Linked DNA regions of Homo sapiens: region 2 is linked to region 1. The links are chromatin loops, found by intact Hi-C in ENCODE. Cell type or tissue: chondrocyte. All regions are shown on one strand. Links, peaks and the distances in the headings refer to the core of each region. The heading gives the core; the rest is flanking DNA.

Region 1 (2,927 bases), core at 212-2,711:
GCAATTGCAACAAAAGCAAAAACTGACAAATTGGATCTAATTAAACTAAAGAGCTTCTGCACCTCGAAAGAAACTATTAACAGAGTAAACAGACAACCTACAAAATGGGAGAAAATTTTTGCAAACTATGCACCTAACAAAGTCTAACATGCAGCATCTAGAAGGAACTTCAACAAATTTACAAGACAAAGACAAACAACCCCATTAAAACGTGGGCAAAGAACATGAACAGACACTTTTGAAAAGAAGACATACAAGCAGCCAACAATCATATGAAAATAAGCTCACATCACCAATCATTAGAGAAATGCAAATCAAAACCACAATGTGATACCATCTTACACCTGTCAGAATGGCTATTATTGAAAAGGCAAAAAATAGCAGACACTGACCTGGTTGTGGAGAAAAAGGCACACTTATACACAGTTGGTGGGAGTGTAAATCAGTTCAACCATTTGTGTCCTTTCCATGTGGAAGGCAGTGTGGCGATTCCTCAAAGACCTAAAAACAGAAGTACCATTTGACCCAACAATCCCATTACTGGGTATATACCCCAAGGAATATAAATCATTCTATTATAAAGACACATGCATGCATATGTTGATTGCAGCACTATTCATAATAGCAGAGACATGGAGTCAGCATAAAAGCCCATCAGTGATACACTGGATAAACAAAATGTTGTACATATACACCATGGAGTACTATGCAGCCATAAAAAAGAATGAGATCATGCCTTTTGCAGGAACATGGATGGAGCTGGAGGCCATTTTCCTTAGCAAACTGAGGCAGGAATAGAAAACCAAACACCACATGTTCTCACTTACAAGTTGGAGTTAAATGATCAGAACACATGGACACATAGAGAGGAACAACACACACTGGAGTCTATTAGAGGATAGTGGGTGGGGAGGAGGGAGAGGCTTAAGAAAAATAACTAATGGATATTAGGCTTAATACCTGGGTAATGAAATAGTGTGTATAGCAAACCCCCATGACACATGTTTACCTATGTAACAAACCTATACATGTACCCCTGAGCTTAAAAGTATAAAAATAAAAACCTCTACCCTTCCTAGCTTTAATTTCTTGGTGATTCCAACAAATATGATAAACTTTCCAAATGTTCCTCTTCACTCAGTCATGCTCTGTGGGCTGTGCTGTGAGGGGTAGTTCAACAGCAGCACCTTGGTAGCAGAACAGTCTATGTCTGTCCGGAATTATTTCCATGCTTTGCAAGGCCTACGTCTACAAGTTCAAAATCTGCCGTCATTTCAGTGACAAAGTCAATCAAGTCCATTCTTGGATATTAAGTAGGTCAGAAAACTCTTTGGTTTTCAGCACATTCTGACCAGATTGTACAGACCCAACAAAGAGGATATTTTTCTCTTTAACTCCCTTACAATTTAGAGAGGAGAAGCCCCAAAGTAGATTGTGCAAATATTGAGGGGTATAAACACAGAATGTATAGAAAAAGGGGGAAAATGTTAGAAATGCTAGAAATAAGAAAGAAGTACATATTAAAAAGAGACATTTCAAAAACATCTTTCTCTTTACCAAGCAATTTGTTTCCGAACTTTTTCGTGGCTCCGGCTATAGCCTTCAGGAAACTTGATGATGTCATTTCCTTTCAATTGGCCAGTTACATAAATGTTGGAAAACAGCCATTTAAAACAGCCCTCAAACAGATGGCCATGTGTGTAAATGCCAGAAAGTGAGAACAGCCATTTGCAGTTATTTATTTATTTTTTTACCCCACACATGGTATAATGTTTATTTTACAGCCTCTCTTATGGACTTGTGTGGATCATTCTTGTCATTTTTCTAGGAAAAAAAAATCCCAGAGGAAGCAGTCACAAAATACAAAAGACAAATTATGAAATAATGAAAAATAAGGTAATGAACAGAAGTGAGCATCACGTTGGGAGAATATAAACCATCAAAGAGTGGTCCATACAGTGCTATTCAAATGATCAAACATTCTAGGGGAAAAAAAAATCTGTAACTGTCAGGAAGTTTCAAGCAAGGGGAATTTTTCAATGAGGAAGATAAATCCATCCTATGATCCGAAAGAAGTTAAAAATGGAATGCCTGCATGGTTTTTACCAAAAAAAAAAAAAAAGGCACACTTTATGTATTTACTTTTATTCCTTCAAAGCAAACTTAAATGTAGCTACAGAGTTCCTTCACAAGCACTGACCTACATATCCCCTTGTTCCAAGTACATATTGATGCAATCAAGAGAAGTTTACACTTTTGTAACTGTGAAGAATTTCAGTTATGCATAATAAAACACAGCAAGGAGTTTGAGCCTTCTCAGCTTCAAAAACTAAATTCTGTTCTTGTCTGCAAGGGCTGATACTAGCATTTCCTGTCCTTTCTACTAGTGAAAATTGTGTTATTTTAATAGCTAGTACAGCAAATGTTACGCAGTTTCAAAGAAAAGTAAGTTAATTCTTTGCAAATTCTATCAATTGGCTTCCTGTGTTTAATATTTAATTGAAATATTAAAATATATTTTAAAAATAAGCTTCCTGTATTTAATACTGTATTGAAATATTAAAATGTATTTCAATTAAATATTAAGAACATGTAAATTAAATATATATATATATACTCATTTAAATCCAGATGACATGGGTGTCAATAGGGAGAGAAAAAGTAAGGGTAAGCTAATCATTGTCCTTCTTTTGATGGTTTTCTTCTTTGTGAAAATATTTATTTCCCATGGGGATTAGAGAATTCAATTTCCCTTTCATTGGTGAAATTTCCACAAGTATGTAGCTATGCATTCTAAATTCTACTTCAGTATATAGCAGCAAAATGTCACTGACTTATTTGTTCACATATAATTATTAAACATCAAATATGGACCAAAAGTTGTGCTAGAAGTGGGTGATAAAGAGATACCAACTGAGGGATCATTT
Region 2 (2,927 bases), core at 203-2,702, 120 kb after region 1:
ATTAGCATAGTCTCATTCCTCAGTGAAACAGGCTGTAAAAATCTTACTGTCTGCTCAGTTTGGTCTTTGCAGAGCAGAAGAGCCTTCCTAAAAGCATAAGAATCCAAAAAAGCAGTTAAAGGAAGGATTTGCATAAAGTATCAGAAACAGTCTAACTTTGCTACAGCATCGCTGGTAATGACCCCTATTCTTAAAGAGCTACTTTGAAGATAGCAGTGAAGGCTGTTTGCTGCCCTCTTGGACCCCGAGGTCTGTCTTAGAGGTTAATATTTCACATGTTGTCCTAATTCCGCACTTTAGCTGAGGCAGGCAGAAAGTTCAAAGAAACAAGGAAGCACATTCTCTGTCCAGTACAAAGTACTGGACATTCTAAACAAATATGTTTATGTTGCTTTCTTCTTGAGTCTCCTTAATTCCTTTCCCTGTGTCTATTATATGTGGCTTCTTGCTAAAAATTAATGGTGTGTTAATGTCAGTGGGATGATGACTTTTTGAAAGTAGCTTATAAAATCCAGGTTAAAATCAGTGGGATTCAAGAAAAGACAAGAGAGACAGTATATATAAGAGAAGAGAAAACACAGACTATGCTCACTTTGAGCCCAATGGCTTATGGCGGATTGATTTTCTGTTGCTGTGTCCATTTCATTATTCATAAAATAGAGACACATTCAGCCGGATGCGGTGGCTCACACCTATAATCCCAGCACTCTGGGAGGCCGAGGCAGGACCTGAGGGAGGTCAGGAGCTCGAGACCAGCCTGGCCAACATGGTGAAACCCTGTCTCTACTAAAAATACAAAAACTTAGCCAGGCATGGTGGTGGGTGGCTGTAATCCCAGCTACTCGGGAGGCTGAGGAAGGAGAATGGCTTGAACCTGGGAGGCAGAGGTTGCAGTAAGCCGAGATTGCGCCACTGCACTCCAGCCTGGGCAACAAGAGTGAAACTCTATCTCAAGAAAAAAAAAAAAAGAGAGACACATTCTGTTTCATAGGCCTTTCGGAATAAGTGTTCTTAGTGGTTGGTATACTAGGTGTTTGTCCCATTCCCCTTAATGTTAAAAATAAATTCCCTACCATCTGTTGAATGGGGCTACCACTAAGTCCTTAACTCAAGTTATTCCTTTTACCAGCATTTTGAGACTGGCAAAGCACTTTTCCTGCCTGCTCTGTATAATTAGGGTAAGAAGGTAGGCTTGGGAGTCACAGGGGAGGATGGTTGACACTTGTATTATGATATTGCTTCAAAACCTTGGAATCATTAAGTAGTACCATTGCTGATGCCAACACATTCCTACTGGTAGAAAGGATAAGGATATATAAGAAGTGCCAACCAACTTTACCCCTATAAAGCCTAGACTAATCATTGTCCACCATGCTGGCAATTGAAGGATTCAAAACACTAGACATTTTATATGAATCACTAAGGACTAAGCAACAGCTGATTTTTATTATTGCAAAGCCCATAGTCATTCTAAGATGACTCATGCAGTCTTCCAGAATAAATTTCTCAGAGCCTTCTCAGAAACCAGGAGAGATGTTGCAAGCTCCAGAATCTCTTGCAGTCATCTGATGCTAGTCCCACAGAAGGGGGAAGTCTCTGCATTCTTTCAGGGAGATTTGCATTAAGTCCAAAATCCAAGTTAGAGATCTTCACTTAAATGGAAGCTAATTTTATTCATATAGCAGAGTTTCCTTTACAGCTTTCTGTTCTATCTGAGGCCTTAAAAAGGAGTCAGGACTATAAGATAACTTTAGATCTTCCTTTGTTTTTACATGTGTCATCTTACTTCTCTTTTCAATCTTCTAATGAAGGAAACAGCCAGTCCCTGAGAACCAGGATAACAAACTAGCTATTTTTAGATGGGGAACTGTGCTTGTGAGCCTTTTTATATGTTTTTGAGCTTTCATTTGTAATCCTTGCCTTGTGATAACACCCCTTGGGTGTATTTCCTGACTAATTTTGCACTTTTTGAACTGAAGGGACCTGAGACTACACCCAACGAGTGAGAAAATTGTATACTTCCTCCTTGTGCTGCACTCACTTGCTTCCCTTTGTAAGAAATTTTTACCATCCTAGAGCTTTCAAACAGACCCCATTGCTTAACATAAGCTAGACACTTTCTTCAACAGAGCCCCAGTTTGGAAAGGTAATCAAAGGAATTAACTAGGGGACTTTTGGTCCTCAGATCCCTTTTCTAGGCCCAATCCCTTTTTTAAATTCAACTCATTAAAAACCCTGCTAAAAGTTTTATGGATGCAAGTGACAATATTCAAATGCATTACATTTGAATATTGACTATTAAGTTTAAACCAATTATTCTCTACAGATGGATCTAAGTCTGTAAGTGAGCTGCCTTCTACCCACTGCATGTTAAATGATAACTTGCCTATTTGACAAGTCTATGATGGGGACGTGCTCTTTAAACCTTGGGAGAAATGTGAATTATCACTCTGGTGTATGCATAACTGGATGTACACTTTTGTTAAAATCTTGCAATAAGTCTTGAACATTTTTTTTGTAAAGGGGTTTGTAGTCTTGGGGCCTGTAAGCAGAGTCTACCTTCTGATCATTTCAGGAAGTAGAGATAGATATATTTTCAATTGTATGGCCTACAATGGAGACTTACCCTTGGCTATTGCAACTCAACATACACATCCATTTTCTTCAGGGAATTTATATTACAGAAACTTTTCCTCCTTATTTTTTTCTTCCTTGTCCCTTGGAATTGCTCATACCCAAATGGCGAAAGGATATAGTCAAAGGAAATCAATTACCTTTAAAGCAATTCCAATGCTATGAAAAGCTGTATTTAAATATCTGAACAGAGAAATTTTTGCTATAAAAACTTACAGCAAGGTAATGCCACTCACCTTAGAATCCTTCCATTTGGCCCAGTCTGCCAACGCTAGATTCGATACCTGGTCTTC

What was found. A loop is a pair of places that touch in the nucleus more often than their neighbours do. Peaks named below come from ENCODE experiments on the same cell type or tissue, not always from the same donor. Only the 100,000 strongest peaks of a DNase experiment are listed, where the experiment ranks them.
Region 2: it touches region 1 in a loop (4-fold over the local background); 2 of 110 quality-filtered maps call a loop at or near these places.

The regions. Positions count from the first base shown.
Region 1 is chr5:39,519,093-39,522,019 of GRCh38, reverse strand. It overlaps LINC02104 (long intergenic non-protein coding RNA 2104), which reads right to left and starts at 1,589. Exons shown (of 3, transcript NR_104632.1): 1 at 1,558-1,589; 2 at 393-501. In chondrocyte, for the core only: no CTCF peak of the experiment used is centred there; no DNase peak of the experiment used is centred there.
Region 2 is chr5:39,398,275-39,401,201 of GRCh38, reverse strand. All of the region lies in intron 1 of DAB2 (DAB adaptor protein 2), which reads left to right. Among named protein-coding and RNA genes, the nearest start is that of DAB2, 25 kb to the left of the region's middle. In chondrocyte, for the core only: no CTCF peak of the experiment used is centred there; no DNase peak of the experiment used is centred there.